Regions from separate parts of the Homo sapiens genome. Here region 1 is linked to region 2. A link is an interaction called in ENCODE POLR2A ChIA-PET data of the cell type or tissue named here. Cell type or tissue: OCI-LY7. All regions are shown on one strand. Links, peaks and the distances in the headings refer to the core of each region. The heading gives the core; the rest is flanking DNA.

What was found. Peaks named below come from ENCODE experiments on the same cell type or tissue, not always from the same donor. Only the 100,000 strongest peaks of a DNase experiment are listed, where the experiment ranks them.
Region 1: POLR2A ChIA-PET joins it to region 2 with 16 read pairs; 4 of 35 experiments call an interaction of 5 or more read pairs at or near these places.

The regions. Positions count from the first base shown.
Region 1 is chr6:87,668,379-87,679,987 of GRCh38, reverse strand. It overlaps AKIRIN2 (akirin 2), which reads left to right. Exons shown (of 5, transcript NM_018064.4): 3 at 2,021-2,170; 4 at 4,057-4,128; 5 at 4,381-5,128. The coding sequence ends at 4,391. It also overlaps a transcript of ORC3 not described here. Among named protein-coding and RNA genes, the nearest start is that of AKIRIN2, 28 kb to the left of the region's middle. RefSeq lists a silencer at 7,230-7,430. In OCI-LY7, for the core only: no CTCF peak of the experiment used is centred there; no DNase peak of the experiment used is centred there.
Region 2 is chr6:87,909,790-87,921,398 of GRCh38, reverse strand. It overlaps LOC101928911 (a long non-coding RNA gene), which reads right to left. Exons shown (of 5, transcript NR_110869.1): 3 at 11,485-11,609; 4 at 10,601-10,720; 5 at 9,668-9,747. Among named protein-coding and RNA genes, the nearest start is that of SPACA1, 130 kb to the left of the region's middle. In OCI-LY7, for the core only: no CTCF peak of the experiment used is centred there; DNase peaks (open chromatin) are centred at 2,188, 2,808, 3,328, 4,778 and 4 weaker places; H3K4me3 peaks cover 3,373 bases; H3K27ac peaks cover 6,551 bases.

The DNA of each region.
Region 1 (11,609 bases), core at 341-8,340, 240 kb after region 2:
AGTTCTAATAAGCATAGTTAACTAGCTCCTGCCATGCAGGTTATAAGGAGCAAGTTAAGAGAGTAAGTAATATTGGTGGTACCAGGGCAAATTCACAGAGCGAGATGAAGAAACAATTGGTAACGAATGGTGCACTTGAATATGTATAAAATACTTTTAGCAGTATTACAGTAGATGTTATTACTACAAAATATTTTCTCTTTTATTAAAAATATCCTAATAGGTATAAAAATGCTGAAGGAATATTTGAAATTGACAGATGCTGATGTTGCAGCTGCTTTGGGATTCTTAGTGTGATGACAGTGTAGTTCTATGGTATAGAGTTTTGAGCATAGCATTATCAGCTCAATGCTTGAGCTTATTTTTCCATGCGAATTGTTGTTAACTTAATGGGAATTAGTGGTCAATGAGTTCAAAAACCTTTAGAATCATTTATGCTTCTCCAGCAAAGTAGATTTCAGAATGTCTTGTTTTGTTTTGTTTTGTTTTTGAGACAGGGTCTCACTCCGTTGCCCAGGCTGGAGTACAGTGGTGAGATCTTGGCTCACTGCAACCTCCACCTCAGCCTAGCCTGTAGCTAGAACTACAGGCACGTGCCACCACTCCCAGCCAATCTTTGTATTTTTATTAGAGACATGGTTTGCCATGTTGCGCAGGCTGGCCTTTAGCTCAAGGGTTCCACCTGCTTCGGCCTCCCAGAAAGTACTGGGATTACAGGTATGAGCCACCACACAAGCTAGGTTCCAGAATGTTTTTTAATCTTTTCTAAAAAGGATTCATGCTGTACCTTCTTTTTTTAAACATAAAAATTTATTGTGCCAACATGAAATTTCTTTTTTTTTTTTTTTTTCTGAGATGAAGTTTCACTCTTGTTGCCTAGGCTGGAGTGCAACGGCATGATCTCGGCTCACTGCAACCTCCGCCTCCTGTGTTCAAGCGATTCTCCTGCCTCAGCCTCCTAAGTAGCTGGGATTACAGGCATGTGCCACCACGCCTGGCTAATTTTGTATTTTTAGTAGAGACTAAGTTTCTCCATGTTGGTCAGGCTGGTCTTGAACTTCTGACCTCAGGTGATCCGCCTGCCTCGGCCTCCCAAAGTGCTGGTAATACAGGCGTGAGCCACCATGCCCGGCGTATTTTCTTTTTCAATAAAGGAAAACCCCTTTCTAAAGGTGTGAAATGATGGTAGAATAATTACCAGTTCATTGTGTGTAGGCTCTTAAGATATTAATGGTATGGCTTTGAAGACTAAGTGTCTTTTTACAGGCATAATGATTTGTTATTCTGGGACTAAATAAAATTAAATTTAGACCTGAGGTGTTCTTCATTCCTAGTGTAGGAAAGTAATTTAGTCACTAAAATACTTCATGGTATGGTATTTTCCAGAAAGGAGATAAGATGTTTTGTAATGGGACCCATCATTGTAATGTTTAAGTTTTATGTCTTTTTTAAATTTAATTTTTAATTTTTTGTTTTTATTTTTTTGAGATGGAGTTTCACTCTCTTTGCCCAGGCTGGAGTGCAATGGCGTGATCTCGGCTCACTGAAACCTCCGCCTCCCGGGTTCAAGTGATTCTCCTGCCTCAGCCTCCCGAGTAGCTGGGATTACAGGTGCCCGCCACCATGCCTGGCTAATTTTTTTATGTATTTTTAGTAGAGGCAGGGTTTCACCATGTTGGCCAGGCTGGTTTCAAACTCCTGACCTCAGGTGATCCGCCCACCTCGGCCTGATTACAGGCGGTGAGCACCACGCCCAACCTTTCTTATGTCTTAAAGTTTTTTCTACTCACCTTTAGTCTTTTTTATCTTAATTACATCTTGCCGTGTTTTTCCAGCGTCACCAGCTGATGGAATTATTATTTTGGTTGTTTTAAGACTTGTGAAATGCTGTGCTTAAAATCTGATTTTAAAATGCTTTTATATCAAGATTGAAGAGATCCAAATAAAACCTCTTCATTTAGAAACTGCTTTATATCATGGCTCTAAACCAGGTGCTATTTTTTGTCCTCATTGTACATAGGGACTTCATCTGCAGCATCCTCACCATTAAAAAAAGAACAGCCCTTATTTACTCTACGGCAGGTTGGGATGATCTGTGAACGTTTGTTGAAAGAACGTGAAGAGAAAGTTCGAGAAGAATATGAAGAAATATTGAACACAAAACTTGCAGGTATGAGGTGTGTTTATTAGAGTTTCTGAGGAACTCAGTTGTGTGAAATGCATTTTCCACGTGTACTTTAATTTCACTTTCTATACACTGGTGCGGTATATTCTCTGAGAATGAGAAAATTTCAGTTCAGGAAAGAAAATTAACCTTCTTATAGCTCATGCCCGCCTTGGTAACCTGAGGAAAAGAGTATTGGCTAGCCGTGTAGATCAGCAGTAATATTAGTAGGTACCCTGTACTAAAAACTGATGTTAGTAGTTTACCTCAATTTGGTTGTGGATTTTTTGACTTTATATTTTTCATAACGTTACCATCAATGTAGACATTTAAAATATCTAATTGGCTGTCACTGTGTAAGTCATTGGAGTATCAAACTGGAGTCCTGTTTTAGTTATCAAAAAATTCAGTAAAATTTGATAATTTAAGTAAATAAAATTTATTATGTATGGTAACATAAATAGAATGTTTAGCCACAGATTTACTGTTTATATAGATATGTAAGCTTTTTTATTTTAAGGAATTAATATAGAGGTGTTAATGTAGAGAAGATAATTTGCTTAGATATATAACAACTTTTTCTGTGATACTTGATCAGGTTTTAGGTAGTGTTTTGTTGTTAGCTTTTGTTATCCTATTCTCATTGCAGTCAGTTGCCATTCATAGACCACATACAATAACTTTCAGAGTAGAAAGGTCTTTTTATTGAAAGTCCTTTGTTTTTAATTTTTTTTTTTTTTTTTCCTGAGACGGAGTCTCACTCTGTCACCCAAGGCTGGAGTGCAGTGGCGCAGTCTTGGCTCACTGCAAGCTCTACTTTCCGGGTTCACGCCATTCTCCTGCCTCAGCCTCCTGTGTAGCTGGGACTACAGGCACCTACCACCATGCCCGGCTAATTTTCTTGTATTTTTAGTAGAGACAGGGTTTCACCGTGTTAGCCAGGATGGTCTCGATCTCCTGACCTCGTGATCTGCCCGCCTTGGCCTCTCAAAGTGCTGGGATTACAGGCGTAAGCCACCATGCCCGGCCAATTGTTTTTTTTTTAAGATGGAGTCTCACTCTGTCGCCCAGGCCGGAGTGCAGTGGCACGATCTTGGCTCACTGCAACCTCTGCCTCCCGGGCTCAAGCGATTCTCCTGCCTTAACCTCCTGAGTAGCTGGGACTACAGGTGTGTGCCACCATGCCCAGCTATGTTTGTGTGTGTGTGTGTGTGTGTGTGTGTGTGTTTTTAGTAGAGACGGGGTTTCACCATGTTAGCCAGGATGGCTTTGATCTTCTGACCTCATGATGTGCCCGCCTCGGCGTCCCAAAGTGCTGGGATTACAGCTGTGAGCCACCGCGCCCGGCCTCGTTTTTTTTTTTTTTTTTTTTTTTTGTTGCCCAGGCTGGAGTGCAGTGGCGCGTTCTTGGCTCACTGCAAGCTCCACCTCCTGGGTTCACGCCATTCTCCTGCCTCAGCCTCCCGAGTAGTTGGGACTACAGGCGGCCTGCCACCATGCCCAGCTAATTTTTTTGTATTTTTAGTAGAGATGGGGTTTCACCGTGTTAGCCAGGATGGTCTCGATCTTCTGACCTTGTGATCCGCCCGCCTCGGCCTCCCAGAGTGCTTGGATTACAGGCGTGAGCCACCGCACCCGGTCCCAGCCTTTTTGTTAGGAAATAAATAAATCTCACCTAGCCTTTATGTCAGGTCATGTGATTGGACTAAAACCTAGGTTTCCTGACTAATAAGTTGCATGCTGTTTTTATTTGATACACTATTAGTACTACTGAGGTTATGTAAGTGATTTTGTCAACTTAGAATTGTTTTACTGTATATTTTGTGTTTTCAGTTTATCTGGCTCTAATAAGGCATTTTACAAATGTAATTGACAAGTACCTTTATTTATAGAACAATATGATGCGTTTGTGAAGTTTACGCATGATCAAATAATGCGACGATATGGAGAACAGCCTGCTAGCTGTAAGTATTTCACCTTTGAAGTTATAAACTGAAAATAAGACTGTCTTTTAAGGAGAAGACATTATAATTATTTTCATACTCAAAAAGAGAATTCAACAAAATTACTGAGAATGTATGGAGGAAATAGGCAGCATAACTTTGCAAGTCTTTTGGTTACTTAAATACCTAGGGGCAAAATTGGGAATCAAGATCTAGTATTCGTTTGGATTTTGACCTGTATTTTGCACTAATTTTCTTTTTCTCACCCTTTAGATGTTTCATGAATCACGTATCCTGCATTTGTGGGCTGCCTTGTTCCTTGTTGAGTTGTTGCAAGAGGTCCCAATTATGACATGCAGCAATGCCAATACCCCTTCTGTGAATACAGGTTATTTCAAGCTTTCGTCAGTGGCAACCACTCTTAGGCAGCAGCAACTGGTTTTGGAAATTTCCCTGATGTCAGTACCACCTGGATGTGGACCTTTGCTACCTGTATTAATACCAGTGGCCTCATTTTGCTGTATCATTACAATTTGGCTTCTTATATTAATGTTTGAAAAGGATTAAAGCTGGTATTCTAGAACATGCCCTTCACTGGTTGTGTAAATAAAACTGTAGAATGACACTTCAGATGAAGTTAGTGTGATTTTAATTGTGCACTACAACCGAGCTGTAACCAGTTACTAATTTTAGAATGTAATCCCAGGACAATATTAAGCAAATAGCCTGCAGTGCTTCCTGTGAAATAGTGAAGGAGGAGGGCATTTCTGTATTCCAGGACTTCTTGGGGTTTCAGAATGGGTTTGTATGATTTTTTTTTTTTTTGTAGTTTTATTTATTCTATCAGTCTTTTTAACAAATGTTTATTGCTGCATTTTTTTTTTTCCAGTGTATCATTGTTTTACTGCCCTTGTAGTACTGGAATTTAGTTGGAAGAATAAAACATTTACTTCTATTTTGCTTGTTTCTTAATGTACAGATGGGGTTAGTATTTGAATAAAGTTGGTGTTTTAAAACGTAAGCATTTTCCAGGAATCAGTGAAGTTAATTTTCTAAGATTTGAGTGCTGTTTCAAAACACTGAGTTCTGATTCTAAATGCCTTCTTCTGCTGGGCGCGGTGGCTCATGCCTGTAATCCCAGCACTTTGGGAGGCCGAGGCGGGAGGATCACGAGGTCAGGAGATCGAGACTATCCTGGCTAACACAGTGAAACCCCATCTCTACTAAAAAAAAAAAAATATATATATATATATATAAATTCCTTCTTCTGTAACTTACTGCCTGATAGAATGTTACAGGTATTTTAATTGCTATAGAATTACCTCAGATATCAGTAGGATCCAGTTTTTTCTTTTAAGAACTTGATATGCAAAAGCATGATTCAGCAAATTTGACTCCCTTTCCATACATGGTTTCTAGACATAGCTTTCTTATAATGAAGTAAGCAAAAACATGCTTCAGTGAATTCATTTGTTGAATTCTAGTAGCATATTTCCAAAATTTAAGACAATCTTAAATACACATTTATAACTGACCAAGTTAGAAGAAAAAGGAATTTTTTTTTTTTTTTTTTTTTTTGAGATAGAGTTTTGCTCTTGTTGCCCAAGCTGGAGTGCAGTGGCACGATCTCGGCTCACTGCAATCTCTGCCTCCCAGGTTCAAGCGATTCTCCTGCCTCAGCCTCCTGAGTTGCTGGCATTACAGGAATGTGCCACCACACCCGGCTAATTTTTTGTATTTTTAGTAGAGACAGGGTTTCACCATTTTGGCCAGGCTGGTCTCGAACTCCTGACCTCAGGTGATCTGCCCACCTCGGCCTTCCAAAATGCTGGCGTGAGCCACTGCGCCCAGCCAGACCTCTTTTATTTTTAGCTTTGGTAATTACATTTCACCAATTCTCTGTTTAAAACAAGCCTAGAAAGTGGTTTCACAAGGTGCCCAGGCAATTTATATGCCAATTAGTGGTTGAGAAACATTGGTATAGCACAGGGTAGCAATAAGGTGCATGATTCTATGCCCTTCCCCCCTACTTTTTTTTTTTGAGATGGAGTCTTGCTCTGTCACCAGGCTGGAGTGCAGTGCTGCCATCTCGGCTCACTGTAACCTCCGCCTCCCGGGTTCAAGTGATTCTCCTGCCTCAGCCTCCCGAGTAGCTGGGACTACCGGCATGCACCACCACGCCCAGCTAATTTTTGTATTTTTAGTAGAGACGGGGTTTCACCATGTTGGCCAGGATGGTCTCGATCTCTTGACCTCATGATCTGCCTGCCTCAGCCTCCCAAAGTGCTGTGATTACAGGCGTGAGCCACTGCGCCTGGCCAATTCTACCCCCTTTTAATGGTCTAGAACAGAGATTCTCAACTTCAGCACTACTGGCAGTTTGGGCCAGATCATTCTTTGTCGTGGTGGCTATTGCTGTGCATTATAGGATATTTAGCCACATCTCTGGCCTCTACCACTAGAGGCCAGTTAAACCCCCTCCCACAATTGTGATAACCAAAGTGTTTGCAGACATTGCCAAATGTCCCTGAGGGACAAAACAGTTCCCAGCTAAGAACCACTGGTTAGCAGGATAGCCTGTAGTCCCAGCTACTTGGGAGGCTGAAGCACGAGAATCGCTTGAACTCAGGAGGCAGAGGTTGCAGTGAGCTGAGATCATGCCACTGCACTCCAGTCTGGGTGACAGAGTGAGACTCTGTCTCAAAAAAAAAAAAAAAAAAAAAAAATTTTTTTTTTTTGCTCCACAGCCAAATTTCTGCATTATCACTTATGCAAAAGTCCTAGCTTATGGGCTACTCTGACTTTAGATGGGTCCGGTAGTTGATTAGTCCAAATAACCAACCACACATGATTTCAATAGATTATTTTAGCTACCTAGGGATTCTGAATTCCCCAAATCCCTGAAATTGCTTGTAATAAGTATCTACAGAATTGTGTTAATAGTCATCTTATTCTTCCAGTAAAAGGCAGTACTGATACAGTACTGTACTATGATGTGTTTAGTAAATCTTTAACAAGTGCACATAGGTATAAGCGTTTGTACTTTTGGAAAAATAGGCAATCTGAGAAAAATAAATATTGGAGGTTTAAACTACTAAAGCTGTCTTTGGCCTATGGCAAGCACTTGACACGACCCTAAAGAAAATGGTAGAAGGTTCTCAGGCTCTACCTATCCCCAGAGACTGCTTTAGACAATTGGTGGGAGGGGAGAACTTTTGGAATCTGTTTAATATGCTGCCTAGGTGATTTAAGCAGCTAGGGTTGGAAATGACTTGTTTTTGCCCTGTTTGGGTTCTCTTTACTCCTTTCAAACTCTTACAGTAATTGGTATTAAATGAATATTCTACAAAAGCACCCGAATAGTCTATGTCTACTCATGGATACATGGCTCCCACAATTCTCTTGCTCCTGCATTTGCCCCAGGTAAGGAGCACGAGATGCAAACCTATGTCTCAGGCAAAGATACAGCTCCAGCAGTCCTCTCCTCTCTCTACTGCATCTATTTTCTTTCTCTACTAAATCATTTCCAAAAGCATAATAAGCATGTTATTAAAAAATCTTTTGATCCTATATCCCTTGCTAGTGATTATTTTAGTGCTCCCCTTTATAAAAGCAAAACTCAGTTTTCTAAACTTCCTCCAGTTTATTACCCCTTCCTTTTTTTTCACCAACTTGTTTTATTAGGAAAAGAAATTCAAACAGAAAAGTTGACTTTCCCACTTAAAATACTTCCCTAATTTAACATCGAGTCCTTATTTCAGATTTTTCCATGTGTCTCTTTTTTAAATAGCTACCCTCATCCCCCAAACACGATTCAATTAAGATTCCTACTTTCTGGAAATACTAGGCCTGTTGTCTTGTTGAGTTTTTCTTTGTACTGTCATTAATTTTAACTTCTGATATCCCTTTGAACTTTCTGTAAACTGAAAGGTCTAAAGTTTTCGCAAGTTTCGGGTTAAACTTGTTGTGCAAGAGTGCAAGGTGATGCTATGGTCTCCATATTGCATCACAACAGTTACGGCTTTTCCAGGCTGTTAAGTTTGGACACTTGGTTAGGTCATCTGATAGGTGATTAGAGTTCGTCTCCTCTCTGTTACTCTTAGTAAAAGGCAGCAAAGATTTCCACATTGTTAAATCTAATCAGCAGCCAGCATTTGACCTTGAAGCACTCTTCAGTTGGCTTGCAAAATACTACACTTGCTTTGACGTTTCTCCTTTACTGGCTGCTCCTTCTCTGTCTTGCTGTTGGCCCAATCTTCATTTCCCTGCATTTTGCTAAAACATAGGTGTGCCCCCGAGCTTGACCTTGGGCTGCTTGCCTCCTCTCTTAGTACTCATCTTGGTGATCTCATCATAAGGACATCAGATTATATTAACGTCTTCATGTGACATCTTCAGTTAGGTATCTAGTAGACACCTCGAAATTTACGTCTAAAACTTACTTTTGCCTCTGAAATTTTTCCTCTCAGTCATCCTCAATCACTTAATGGCCACTCCATTCTTTGTTTCTAGGCAGAAATGGTCTTGCACTCCTCACATCCTTCATCTGATCTTAGTTCCACCTTAAAATATTAACATCTCTACTGCTATTACCCTAATCCAAGACACTATCATAGCTTGCTTGGATTATTTCTGTGGTTTCCTAACCGGTCTTTGTTTTGCCTCATTTTGTCTCCTCTCACCCATCCTATTCTACTCTCATAGCAACCAGACTGATCCTTTAAAAGTCTAAGTCTTGTTTAGATGGCTTCCTAAGTAAAAGTAAAACTTCACAAAGGTCTGTGGAGCCCTAAATTACCTGCACTCTACCCCACCTCATTCAATTCCTATTGAATTCCTCCTGCTCACTCTACCTTGTCCACATTGGCCACTTTTGCTGTTTTTCCAGCATAGGATTTTTGTTACTGCTAGTGTCTGCCTAGCATGCTCTTCTCCCACAAAACTTCATGGAAAATTTTTTCACCACTTTTGACTTTTTGCACAAACGTCATCTCAATGAAGCCTGCTCTGACCACTCTTTAAAATTGCAGCCTGACATCCTGGTGCTCTGCCCTGCTGCTTTCTTTGTTTTACTTCCTGTGCTAAACGCAGTGAAGGCAGGGTTCTTTGCTCACTGGCATACAGTGCCTGGCACATGGCACATGCTTGGTACTTTTTGAATGTATTTCACCCTACTTCGATTCAGGGTTTTCAGATCAGTATTTCATTAAATGAAAGATTTAGTAAGGCAGAATACTTCCTTTGTAAGATATTTTGGTAGAGGTTTCCTGAATTACAGAATGGACACAGAATTGAACTGGCATTTCATAGGCTGTCTTGAGGGTTTTGTGCTCCATTAATGATTACCACAAAGGAGCTTCATGTTTTAATTTTATAGCTCTTTTGTGTATTCATTGTGAAAATAGGGCAGTTTTCGACTGGGCACGGTGGTTCATGCCTGTAATCCCAGCACTTTGGGAAGCCTAGGTGGGTGGATCGCTTGAGCCCAGGAGTTCAAGACCAGCCTGGCCAACATGGCAAAACCCCATCTCTACTAAAAATACAAAAATTAGCTGGGCGTGGTGGCACACACCTGTGGTCCCAGCTACTTGGGAGGCCGAGGCAGGAGAATGGCTTGAACCCAGGAGGCAGAGGTTGCAGTGAGCCCAAATCGTGTCACTGCACTCTGGGTGACAGAGTGAAATTCTGTCTCGAAAAAGAAAATAGGGCAGTTGCCATCCTGCTACTTTCTTACATAATCTTTAGTGAGGAAAGTCAAAGTGGTTCAGGGCATGACATGCGTTTATGTTGGATAAATTCAACTTAGTGCCCAGCAGAGGAAAAGTAAGGCATGGCTACTTACTCTACTCAGTGAATCTGTGCCTTATATATGAATCTGCTGGTCTGTGTGAGGCCAGTTCCTCTGTACCTTACAGTGTAAAAAGCATCTTGCTGTATGAGTGTTGTTCAAAGTAATAGTTTCTAAACACTGACAATTTTATCTGGTGCTCATATGCATCATTTGAAACTACATTGTACGTAGTGATGGTGTCCTTGTATTGGAAGACCTTCCCTGTTGCCAACTTCCTTACCTTAAATAGATGGAAAAATCATTAAAATCACCTATTCTTTCCCTAGATTTGTACCAACCATTGTTTAAAAAATGAAACACATGGTTGGAGGCAAGACTAGAAGAAGAATGACTAGAATATTGCGAAAAAATATTGAGCTAATTGCTATGAAGGTAAATCATGGAATCTCAGTGACTTAACATGAGAAATTTATTCTTTGATCATATTCATTTGGTGGGCTGTGTTCCACACCCTCACTCAAAGACCCTTAGAATGACAGAGGCTCTGTCTTTAATACATGGATTCCAAGGTGTCAAGGCTTCTATTTGTCCAGTTGCTTTCTATGGTAGTAGTGGTACTTGTGTTTGCATATAATAAATTCCTTAACAAACATTCAAGCTGACAGTCCTGTGTACATATGTACAGGTGTTTACATTCTGTTGAATAAGAAATCCTGGCACCTTTTAAATGAAGATGAAAAGATACCTAATCTAACTTAACTACCTACGCTGGTCATTGTCTTTCCCAAAGCTCTGCAGGGCTAGGTGCTTTCTGCTCTGACTTGCAGTTGATTATTTATGGTACCTTGGGGTTTCCCCTTCCTTTTAGCCTTGGCAACATTTTGACATTTTTTGAGATATATTTCATCTAGCTTTTGTTTTGTTTTGTTTTTGAGACGGAGTTTCACTCTTTCTGCCCAGGCTGGAGTGCAATGGTGTAATCTCAGCTCACTACAACCTCCACCTTCTGGGTTTAAGCGATTCTCCTGCCTCAGCCTTCCATGTAGCTGGGATTACAGGCGTGTGCCACCACGCCCAGCTAATTTTGTATTTTTATTTTATTTTTTTGATACAGAGTCTCGCTCTGTCGCCTAGGCTGGAATGCAATGGTACAATCTTGGCTCACTGCAACCTCCGCCTCCCAGGTTCAAGTGATTCTCCTGCCTCAGCCTCCCCAGTAGCTGGGATTACAGGCGCCCACCAACACGCCCAGCTAATTTTTGTATTTTTAGTAGAGATGGGGTTTTACCAGGTTGGCCAGGCTGGTCTCAAACTCCTGACCTCACGTGATCCACCCGCCTCAGCTTCCCAAAGTGCTGGGATTACAGGCGCGAGCTGCTGTACCCAGCTCATCTAGCATTTTTATGTGCTTAAAGCAGGGAGTGAGGTGGGGAGGGTGAGCAGCTACCCATTAATGTCATCTCAGCCCACCACGCTGCCAGAGGTCTAAGGTGTTCTTTATTCTAAGCTCATATTAATACCTCCTTTTACATTCCTGAATGAAGGAGGTTTGATTATGCAGGCTGAATATCCCAAATCCTAAATCTTAAGTGCTCCAAAATCTGAAACTTTTTGCGTACTGACATGCTCAAAGGAAATGCTCACTGGAGCATTTTGGGTTTTGGATGCTGAACTGAACTTGTTAAGTATAATGCAAATATTTCAAAATCTA
Region 2 (11,609 bases), core at 1,492-9,491:
TCTGGGAAAAGAGGTTTCAGGAGAAGAAGAAACAAGATAGGTTTTTTAAAGCCAAGAGACCACACCCTGTATTTAAAAAGCAAACTCTCTTGAGTATTGCTGATTGGTTGGAGGCATCTTGGTGTGTGGATTTGGTTAAGCACTGGGCTGGGTGGAGAGCTCTGCTGTGTACCAGAGCACCCACCTCAGGATTGTGGCACCCAGAGGTTGTTTTAGCAGAAGTCATGTCTGCACCACTGACAGCTGATCCAGCAGCCCAGTTGCCTCTGTCAGGAATCAGATCATGAAGAAATTTGTGGCCTGCTAGAGAGTTTGGGTGTTATCGGCCATGGAGGCCAGTGGAAGATTTAAAGTAAGAGGGTACCTAAAAATTGGTAGAAGCATCAATATCACAGCAGAGTAGCAGATAAGATTGGAAGGAAGAATTAACTGGAGGAACACAAACCAGAAAAGCAGCTAAGGTTAGTAGTTCAGGAGATGGTGATGGTGGGCTGAAAGAGAAAAGAGCTGATCAGGAAGAAAAGGAAAGGCTGGATTAGGAAATGGAAAGTTGGAGAATCAATATGATCTAGGGGCTGATTCAATGTAACAGGTGAGACAGAGGGAAAATCCACAATGATGCATCAGGTTACTAACTTGGGTGATGAGAAGATTGTGGAGACCCCCGAAGAGAAAATTTGGGGTGTTTGGGGAGAGAACGGGAGGATCAGGTCAGCACAAAAACAGTGCTAGAGTACCCAGACTTGTCTCCCATGTATTACCATGAGCAGAGAAATCTCCCATTTACAATGTTCATGAACCCAGGAATTATAGAGCTACCCTTCTCTTCCAGATGCCTAAGGAATCATCATTAGGATCAGGGCCAGGAGGAAGGGGAAGTGTCTGCCTGCTGGTGTGCATGGCGTGAAGGTCGTCTCTGCCATCCAGAAAGCAGACTTTCTCCCACAGACACCAGATACGGTGGGGACTCTTGGGGCTGCAGAGCAACTCCTCCCTCTAGTTGAGCATTGAGCTGGATGAAGAGAGGTAGAAGGATGCATTTGTCAGCTCTGGCTCCAGAAACACTTGCTGGCCATCTCCATCTGGAAACCCAAGTTTGCACTGCCCAGTCACTATTTCAGCTTCTCCTCAGACCTGAGGTTGGAAGAATGATATCTGTAGTGGGTTGAATTGTGTGTCCAAAAGGATATATCCAAGTCCTAATCTCTGGTACCTGTGAGTAAGACTTTATTTGAAAATAAGGTCTTTGCAAATATAATTAAGGTTAAGAGAGATGAGATCATCCTAGATTTAGTGGGAGTTCTAAACCCAATGATTGATGTCTTTGAAAGAGAAAGCAGAGGGACATTTGAGACACAGAGACGCGGGGAGAAGGTGGCCATGAGAAGATGGAGGCAGAGACTACAGTTACACAGGTGCAAGCCAAGGAACACCAGTGGTGGCCGGCACCCATGAGATGCTTGGAGAATGGCATGGAATGAATTCTCCCTCTGAGCCTCCAAAGAGAACCAACCCTGCTGAATTTGGACTTCTTGCCTCCAGAACTGTGAAAGAATAAGTTTCTGCTGTTTGAAACCCCCGTTTGTGGTAATTTGTTATAGTAGCCCTAGGAAACTGAGATAATATCCCATTTAATTGCTTTTATGGCACTTGGGTACAGGAAACCTAGTGACCATCTCAGAAGTAATCACTACTCTCTGGTGGCTTGCCTCTTCTCCCCCGCCTATTCCCCTCAGATAGACACCTTCTCAACCAGCTGTTTCCCATCTTTTCTTCATTCTTTCTCTAGAGCAGAAGCTGTTCTTCCCAGCTTAGATGCTGTTCTGAACTCAGGGTAACAGCCAATTAAGCAGGTCTTTACTGAAGTCTTGCAGTACACCAGATGCTAAAGGTGCCCAGTAGATCCCAAGTGTGACAAGGACCAGAAAAAGCACACTTTTCTCAGGCATTTAGTAAGAAAAGCCTTTCCCATTTTATGTTTTTTATTTCTACTACCCAGAGCAATATGACATTCCAGGGCAATCATTCTTACATTTCAGAAAACATCAAAAAATAGCTTATCCTTAAAACAAAGTTGGAGAGCTCATCCTATTCTAAGGCTTGGCCTGAGCCTGTAGATCAGAGAGGGTTCCATGATCTTAGGAAGTCACCCAGGACTTCTCATTTCCACTTGAACACCTAACACTATACCAAAGCAAGTATTTCCCCAGATTGCCCCAGTTCATGAACTGACCGTGTAGTGTGATGTAGAAATTGCAAATTTTGGTGAGCCCTGGAATTAAAATGTGTCTTCCTTTCTGGAAATTTAAAAAAAATAAATGAAAGGACTAGCCATATCCACATATGGTTCTGCCCTAGTCATTTAACCTCTGTTTGGCCCAGTTTGCTTATTTATGCATTAAGTGGAGATTGTGAAAGGACATCTTATGAATTAATTAATTAACAATTGAAAGGGGCTTTAAAAGTGCTATGCAAATGATAAGCATTATTGTAAGGCCCATGGGAACCTGAGACAAAGCAAGGAGCCAAACTCCAAATTGAGGATTATAACCAAGAAGCAAATGTCAGCACTTTGGAATGTGAAAGAATGATTAACATTGGTTACGATGATGTCGGTTTTTTCTAATCCAGATAGAGAGGTGAGAAACTGTTAAAATGTGGATTCAGTTTGAAAACCCATACGAGCCCAGATGCTCTGTAAGTGGTTACACTTCAGCAAACGCCTGCACATTAAAACATAATCAAAAGATCGAACCAAACTGGAACTGGAGAAGAAGCAGGTGCATAAAACAAATGCTGTCAGCATATGTGTGAGCACAAACAATTCATTGTGCCCACATAAGTCATATGATTGGCATTTGCAGATGTCTACATATATTTAGTTCAAATATTACAAAAATAAAACCTCTTGAACCCACCTAATTTTAATATTACACTCGTTAGAGAGATAAAACCTCTCTCAAACCATTAGCCCATGGAAGTTCTCCAGGCAAATCAGCTTAGTTTTCTGTTTTCTATTTCTCAGAAAATGGACTCTTGGCTTTACAGAGGCCTGAAGCAGCCATTGGTCCTTATAATTATAAACAAAATGTGGTAATTCATCTCTTTAAAAAAATTATTCAAATTAAGCTATTGAGATGTGGCTGTATTGTCTTCTAAAAGAATAAAAAGCTATCTTAATAATAACAACAATAAAAATGAAGAAACAGTTTACATTTTTTTCCAGTTTAAGCAACTTCTGGCTTCAGTAATTATAGAAGAATAGCTTTGCAGATTGAAAAAGCAGCTGTTAGTGTCCAGGCCTGACTTAACTTTTATTTTCCTGCCTGAATGGCACTTTAAAGCGTCCAGCATCCTGTGGTCTTTAGCTTACCAGGCAAAAGCAGAGCTTTCTAGACTGGCAGCTTCTCATTTCCAAATCATCATGATCTATGGGTAAGCAACAGCAATCATAGAATTCAGGACTAGGTAATGAAGTTAGAGACCAGGAAAAAAAAAGACACTCCAGAAAATCTGTCTTCCAAAATATTTCCTCTGGAAATGAGAACAAATGTGTGATCTTTATATTTCTGTGCTGCCTTTGTTGCTGATCATTCTTGTCCAATTGACTAACCAATTATGGCAAAGAAGCATTCAAGGTTGTCTGGGCAAATAATAATGGTCCTACCGTAATACAAACTACTTGAGCTAACATGGTCCTTGACAAAGCCAAGCTGCTTTTTCCACATCTCTGCTATTGATTACATGATGAAAATGTTAAATGCTCAAAAATTTGGTGAGCCCCATTTATAGGCATTCATTTTGAAAAAGTATTATCGTAATGACAGCCGACCTAGGTGGTCTTTGGGCACAGTGACTCAGCTGCATTTATTTGGCTTCCCCAGGACCTTCCTGGGTACCAAAGTTTAGTTTGTAGGATTCTGTTTCCTTGATACACACACACAAAAAAAAGTAAGTATGGCAGGTCTGTCTAAAATAAAACACCCTTTTATATTCTTTTCTAGTTCTTTTAGGTGCCTAAAAAGGCAAGAGAAGTGAGACTATCCGAATCTCCTGAAAGGTTAAAATAATTAAGGGAAGTTTCAACAGAAAGGAAAGAAGGTTTTTAAGCCTTGCACTAAACATAAATTTTTTATATTCCAAAAGAAAAATACCCCAGAAGTTAAATCCTTCATAAAGGTCATCTCAGAAAATCTCAGATCCTAACTTTGGTCCCATGTCCTCATGTCTTCAAGAGCAACCTCCTTCTAACCTGCACTCCTCTCTGACTACCTTTTGAGAAACCCCTCTCTACTTATGGTATCTACCTCCTCTGCAGCAGCACAATTCCTAGGTCTGAGATGCTCAGTCTGGAATAAGAACCAGAGGCCTTGAGGATAATAGATCACAATGGCCTGGCACTCTGAGGCAGGAAATTTTCCCTGACCCCTTCGTGGGCCTTACTTAGCCTGCAGCTCTCAATCCCTTGCAGGAGGGAGAGCACGCAGGTAAGTGGGTGCAGGAGTCAGAGCAAGTGCTTTTGGGTGCTGGCAGGAGCAAAACTCCGTGTGGGCCCACAGCAGCATCTGGGGGGGAGTATCTACAACCCCCAAAGCCCCAGAGGGCATGTGTTACAGTGCTCTTTTAGCTTTGCCATCTGCAGACAGCTTAAGTGTTAAACAGCTCAGTGGGCCTTCTGCCTTTTTGCATAAGGCAGTTGCTCTCCACCAGTGAGGGCAGAGGGTCAGTGTGACAGCCTTTAGCATCTGAACCTATGGAACTTAAGCTCTTGTTTGGCATCCAGGAAAAATGAGGTTGCACAAATGAACTGAAGGGTGGTAAATGCAGAGGATTTTGTTGCCAGTGAAAGTGGCTCTCAGCAGGAAGGGGAGCTGAAAGGGGGATGGAGCAGGAAGGTGATCTTCTGAAGCAATGCTGTCAAGCCGTTCCTCTGAAGTCAAGCTGCTTTTCTCCACATTAAACCACATTCTCTGACTTTCAGCTGCTTCTACTCTCTCCCCTTCTCTGTTCTCTGCCAGTGGAGCCTGGGGTTTTTGTGGGTACAGGAGCAGGGCAGGGAGGGCCAGGGGTGGTTTTGGAAAAGGCAACATTTGAGTGAGAAAATGGGGAGTAAAATTCTCGCTTTGGGCCATGGTTCCAGGCTTGAGGGTGGGGCCCTCACCAGGGACCCCGCCCTTTCCTGCCCAGAATTTCTCTGCCTCTTGTCCCTATCAACGCCATGTCCCAAGGGGTGTGTTCTGGTTTTGGCACTTAAGTCCTGCAGTGGAACACTAGATGGATGTAGGCTCTTGATTTAGTCATCTTTAAGAGGTAAGCTGAAGACACACCTATCCCTGTTGTCCAGCATTCTCAGAAAGTTGTAACGGTCTAAACCAATGGTGAATAAGAGAAATATTTTCCTAACTCAGTCTTAACTCACAATAAAAGCAGAACCATATTATTGTTCAAAGCAGTCTAATTTCTTTCCTTTATCTGTCCTTCCCTAAGCCTTACCCCCACTTATAAATTGTGTCCGTTGAGCTTTCCTGGCATGAGAAATTGCCCCATTAAAAATCAGATATCTCTTTAAAATCCTTAGTCACACATAGACCCTGCTGAATGTTTCCTTTATTCATTCATTCAACAGATATTCATTCACTGCCTATAGGCACCTTGCTAGGCATTCAGAGTACAATGGTGAGTAAAACCCCACATAGCCCCTTGCCTTTATTAGAGCATAATTTATAGGGGCACAATCTATTTTTTTCAGCAAGGGGCATCCTCTTCCCCATCCTCTGGGCAGAAAAGATTGAAGATCTTTCTCCTAGTTACATTTGTTAGAAGCCCACAGAGAAAGCACTTCCTAAATGAGTTATCATTTTATCATTGATTTAGACCAGGTTGCCTTTATCCTGCGTGCTTTTGGTACAGAATTGCTATAACGCAAAGCAATGAAATAGCAAGTCCTAAGAGGGCCTTTCAAATTGTTCTGATTCTATAATGAAATAATCAGAGTGTGAAAGCTCAGAGCTTAGAGATTATCTACCCACCTCCCACCCTCCACACACACATATGCACCCATTTCGCAGATGAAATATCCCTCAAGGCTGAGGGAGAAAGGTGTGCCATGTCTTGTTTAAAGCTAAACAAGTTGTTAGCAGAAGAAGCAGAACAAGCTGGGTCAGCTGCCTGCTAGTTCTAGACTCTCTCCACCACATCCTGCCGCCTTATAAGGAACATTTGGCTTCTGGAATCTGACTACTAGCTGTTCTGCTGCAGCTGCTAGTCACCACCAGCCAATGAGAGGGTAATTTGTTATCCTCTGCATTGCCCTCTTTCTAATTCTACTCACATGCAGAAACAGAATCTAATAAATATGGTACTCACAGTCTTACAATTCTCCCTATGATGGAAACCAGCATTCCTTTTCCAGAGGAAAATGCAAACATGTATACAAGCCGAATGACAGGAAGAAAAATCACTTACATGTCAGCATTGGAGAACATGTACATGTTTCATTACATTGAAAACCAAATTCCTTCTGAAATTACCTAAGAAAAAACTAAGAAAAATAGCAAAAAGACAATGTCAGCAAGTTCTCAGAAAATATATTTTCTATATTTTTCTTTATTAGCAGGTGAGAATAGTGACAGATAAACTGTGCCTCTGTCCTGCCGTAAGATATATGTCATCCAAGGTTGTAGAAGTTGACACTCATTTTTCTCCATGTAACTCATAATTCATTAATTAAAATTAGAAAACATGGTTTGGTCATCAAATGTTCAAATGTTTACATTTTTGTACAGATTTATACAACTAGTTCCCACATTTTGAAATAGAGAAAGTGTAAATCAGGTATAAACAATACAGTCAGCATGAGTGTTCACCATTTAGGAAACAATTTGGGGGGAAAAATAATGTTTAGAGTTTGAAAATGTCCTCTAATTCCAATTTTGTAGCTCCAGTTTCATTTTTTAAACTCTGGTTCTTGAATCCTAGTCTTCAGGGGTTAGTGGAGGTTAAAGATTGCTCTACCTACCAGTCTCGGAACATGTGTGTTTTAACACATTTTAAAGTTTTTATTAGGTGCTCTTTTATTACCTTTACGCTGGAATCCCTGGTGGCCATACTCGATTTTTAATAAGGTAGAAATCCTGTAAAGTGATTGTTCAGTGGTTACATTTAACCAGCAGGCCCGTCGCTGAGCCAAAAGGTCGGCTGCTAAGCTCAGGGAGGAAGCTGGAGAGAAAGCAAGCTGGCTCAGCCTCCCCATTTTAAATGAAGGCCCTTTCATTCTGCTGCTCATTCAGAATCAAAAAGGTTTCAAAGCTCATTCACTACCATGGGAGAAGGGGGCAAAAAGGAGAGGGTGCATTTTGCTACTCGATATCAGAAAAACAGAAGCCTGAGCTGAGCACTGGTATCCTTAGACAACACAGTCTTATAGTATACTATTATTCAGTGTTGTTGTTATACTTTTGCAACGAATATGAAGTTTTATTCATAAAAATAAACAGGTCACTCAGCCAGGAGGCCAAGAAAACCCAGTAATGTATTTCCTGCTGTAAAGGCACAGTGGGGGCCCTTCTCTGTCCCCACTCTTTATCTCTTTTACACATGGAACCATCTGGGTTGGGGGGCAGGCACAGAGTTCAAGAGGCCCTCACAGGGATTCTGAACAATCCCAGTTCTCAGTGTGCCTGCCATCAGAAAGGGAGAAAGGTGGAAATGTTTCCAATAGAGGAAATAATTAGTGAGAGACACAAAACCACTAAGCTAGAGAGATGCCAGCCATATTTTGAAGAATTAGGTGTGTGGAGGTGTTGCGGGGATGACCTTTGGGACAAAATGCCAGTTTTGAGATATAGCTATGTGCATGGGGGTGTATGCTGAAATGCATCCTTCACCTCTGAAAAGGATAGTAACTAACTTAGGGTCTATTTTCTTCCAGCACTATGCTGGTAACATGTCACTAACAACTGTTTTGGAGGAAAACCAGGATGTGGAACATGTTGCAAATGTAGGCTTTGCCACAGGATAAGTGGGAGTACAACAATGCCTGAGATTGGCCAAGAGGATTTGGAGGGAGCTAAATAATATAGATGGATACAAACTCAGAAGCTTCTTCTTTTTTTTTTTTTTTTTTTGGCAGAGTATCACTTTGTCACCCAGGCTGCAATGCAGTGGCACAATCTCAGCTCACTGCAACCTCTGCCTCCCAGGTTCAAGCGATTCTCCTGCCTCACCCTCCTGAGTAGCTGGGATTATAGGTGTGTGCCACCACACCTAGCTAATTTTTTGTATTTTTAGTAAAGATGGAGTTTCACTATGTTCGCCATGCTGGTCTCGAACTCCTGATCTCAGGACATCTGCCCACCTCGCCCTCCCAAAGTGCTAGGATTACAGACATGAGCCACCACGCCCGGCCAAACTCAGAAGCTTCTTAGCAGGTCTTGCACAAAGTAACAGGGTCCTCTTAAAATCAGTGTAGGCTTTAGGGTCTACAGTTTTGGTAACCTAGTTGAGAATCTCACCCCACTGCTGCTCTGTATAGCCATGGGGATGAAAACTCTCTATTACACACACATATAGAATGCACTGTTGCCCACCTAAACCATTACTACTTAAGATATAGGGCAATCTTAACTAAAATTGCACAACCATCTGGTTAACCCAACTGTTGGACTTATCTCATGCTAGGGGTTTAAGGTAGTGTTTGGGCTCCCAAACTTCTACTCACTCTCCTTCCTCTCCATTGCTGTGGCCAATAGAGCAGACATGCCCAAACAGACATCTGAACAAGAATCCAAATATTGGACTTATAACAGACTAAGCAACTATCTAAATACACCTCTGCCCAAGGTTTAGGCTTCCTGGAAACAGCTAAATTGGAGAATGTGGTTTGGCTACATATCTCCTACCTCAAATTGAGGACAGACAGACTGATGGGAAAGGGGACACCTGAGTAGCACCCTAGTTGTAGTTAGAAAAGCTAGAACAGAAAGTGAAAATCCCTGTCTCCCCTCATCAGTATCATCAGTATAGGAAGAGCTTGCTTTGGTGTACAAAGCAAGGAGGAGGTGGCCCTTTTAACTGACAAATGAGACAGAGCCCGCTTTATTTATTTATTTATTTATTTATTTATTTATTTATTTTGTTTTTAGAGAGATAGACATATGTCCATTCTCTATTGAGGAACATACCCCCATCCTTTTATAATTTTCCAAAAGAAATATCAATCTTTGACCATTTGCATTAGCCATTCATTCACCAAAGGGGAGGAGCAGGGGGCAGATTAGAGAAAGTGTCAGGAAGGTTGATTCCAATACACTTGTATTTGGGAAGATATTCCCCTTCCACAAATCACAGCTCAGTGAAATCTGGGGAGGCCAGCAGAGAACAGAAGGATACTTTAAAAGTTCCAATGCAACTGAAGATGCTGTGCGAGATGCCAAAGAAATAGAAAGAGTTCCTGCCTTTGTAGATCAGGACACCAAACTTGCATAAGATTCAACAAGAAAAAAATAAAATAAAAACACAAAATAATAATAAAGTTCAAACTGTATGATATTATCCACTTCCATCAGGTGAACTTCCAAAGATGAAGGGGGAGAAATTGGGAGGAAAAGGGAGGTCACAGAACAACAATCTTCCCTTCCAGGACATTGCTCTCTGCTGGGGAAGCACCTGTAGTGTGAGGTGCCCAGTCTCAGCTCATGGACCAGCATTTGGGTACTCTTTGGGAGCAACCATTGAGCCCCAAGTTTTCTGAAGCAAAGTGATGACAGATAATCAAGCAGTCACTAGTTGGGCTGCTCCTGAGCTTTGGTTTTCTGCAACTCTGGTACCATTGGTGCCTTAGGCTGGCTTGTCAAACACTCCTGCCATCATTCCACCACTCTCATTTACTCTTTCCCTTCTAAAAGCCTTTTCCAACCAAACAAGTGCCTTTTCTGGCCTTGATCATCACCTGACATCTTTTTAACAACTTTGTTGAGGTATAGTTTGCATGCCATAAAATTCACCTGTTTTAAATGTAAAATGTACTGCCTTTTAGTAAATTTACTGAGTTGTGTAACCATCACCATAATCCATATTTAGAACATTTCTAGCACCCCAATAAGATCCCTTATGCCTGCTTTCACCTAACATCTTAATGATATTGTTTGGCAGGTAGCTAAGAGTAAGGCTAAGACACAAAGGGAAGCAGAGGGAGTAGTGAGCCTTAGAAGGCAAAAGAATACCAGAGAGGTGCAGGTGAGAAATGTAGAAGAGATCAAAGGCTTCACATGGCTCACAGCTCTACTGAAGGCTTCAATGATGGAATGCATGCCAGATGTGGCAATCCTTCATCTCCACTCCTCAATGAAAAGCCATAAGAGTGCATGGCCCCACTAAATGCAACATGACTGACAGCAAAGTGTAGACAACCTCTTTTTCAACATGCCCAATATCTAACAATGCCTTGTGCAAAGTTGAAACTTAATGTTTTTTGAATTGAACTGAAATGAGTTGGAGAGATGAAAAGTTGGAAGAGGAAAAATGTCTTCTCATGGACAATTGTCACCCAACATCCTTTCTCACTTCCCAATGCCCCTCCAGTTTCCTTTTTGATAATTACCTCTTTCCATCATGTGTGGTGTTAGAGGGATGATAATTCCTGGAGTGTAGTAAACCATAGAATCAGATTTTCCTTCTTCCCGTCTCAACATATCCAGGGACAAAAAGTTTCATTTTGACACTATAAACCAATGATGCAAAGTCAGAAGGAATGATTAGACATCATCCATGGCCACAGTTGTCCTGGCCCCAGCCAGACTCAACCTGTGTGAAGCAGATGCTATGCTTCCTGCTTCCTGGCCTTCCAGAGGTGCCCTGTTCCTACCTATTTGCAAGCCCAACTGTCCATCCTCCTGCTGATTCTGTGTCCTCCCAGTAATTCCATTTTATTACCTAGAATTGGTTTCTGTTGCTTGCAACTGAGGAATCCTAACCCCTTCATGCCCTTTAATGGCCATGGCATTGATGAGGTGAGAGGTAACAAGAGTCATGGTGTCACTTCCATAAGAGGCATTCAGGGCAAAAATGGGGGTGACTGAAGAAATTATTTCCTGGCAGGAAAGGAAGAGCAGTCAAAGTTGACCCTAAAGTTTTATATTTCAAATGTGTTTCTACCACACAGGGTTTTTGGTCATTTGAACTTTCACCCAGGTGAGCTAAGAAAACTGGTGGCATATTTCTCATAAATGGATCAACAGCGCAGGCTATTTTAAGACCTAACGTGTGAGGATGAGCAATTTTCACATGCTTTTCACTTCACTGAGAGAACAACCAACATGGCTTGTCGAGCAGTTGGTCTCACTGCTCAACCTCACGCACGTGCCGCCTGGGCCGGTGATTCAGTCCCCCCAAAACACTGCTTCCTTCTGAATTGGAGAGCCAAGGTTATGAGTCAGCCCTGCTCAGAGCCAAGACACTTCGATTCAGTGTTATTTTTTGCCTTACCACACAAGGTTCAAAATGTCCAATCTCTTTTCTTTAATGCCAATGCCCCAATAGTTAGGAATCACAGTCCAGAGCTGCTTTATTAAAAATGTTCATTTTCAGAAATCATTGATCCTGAAATCATT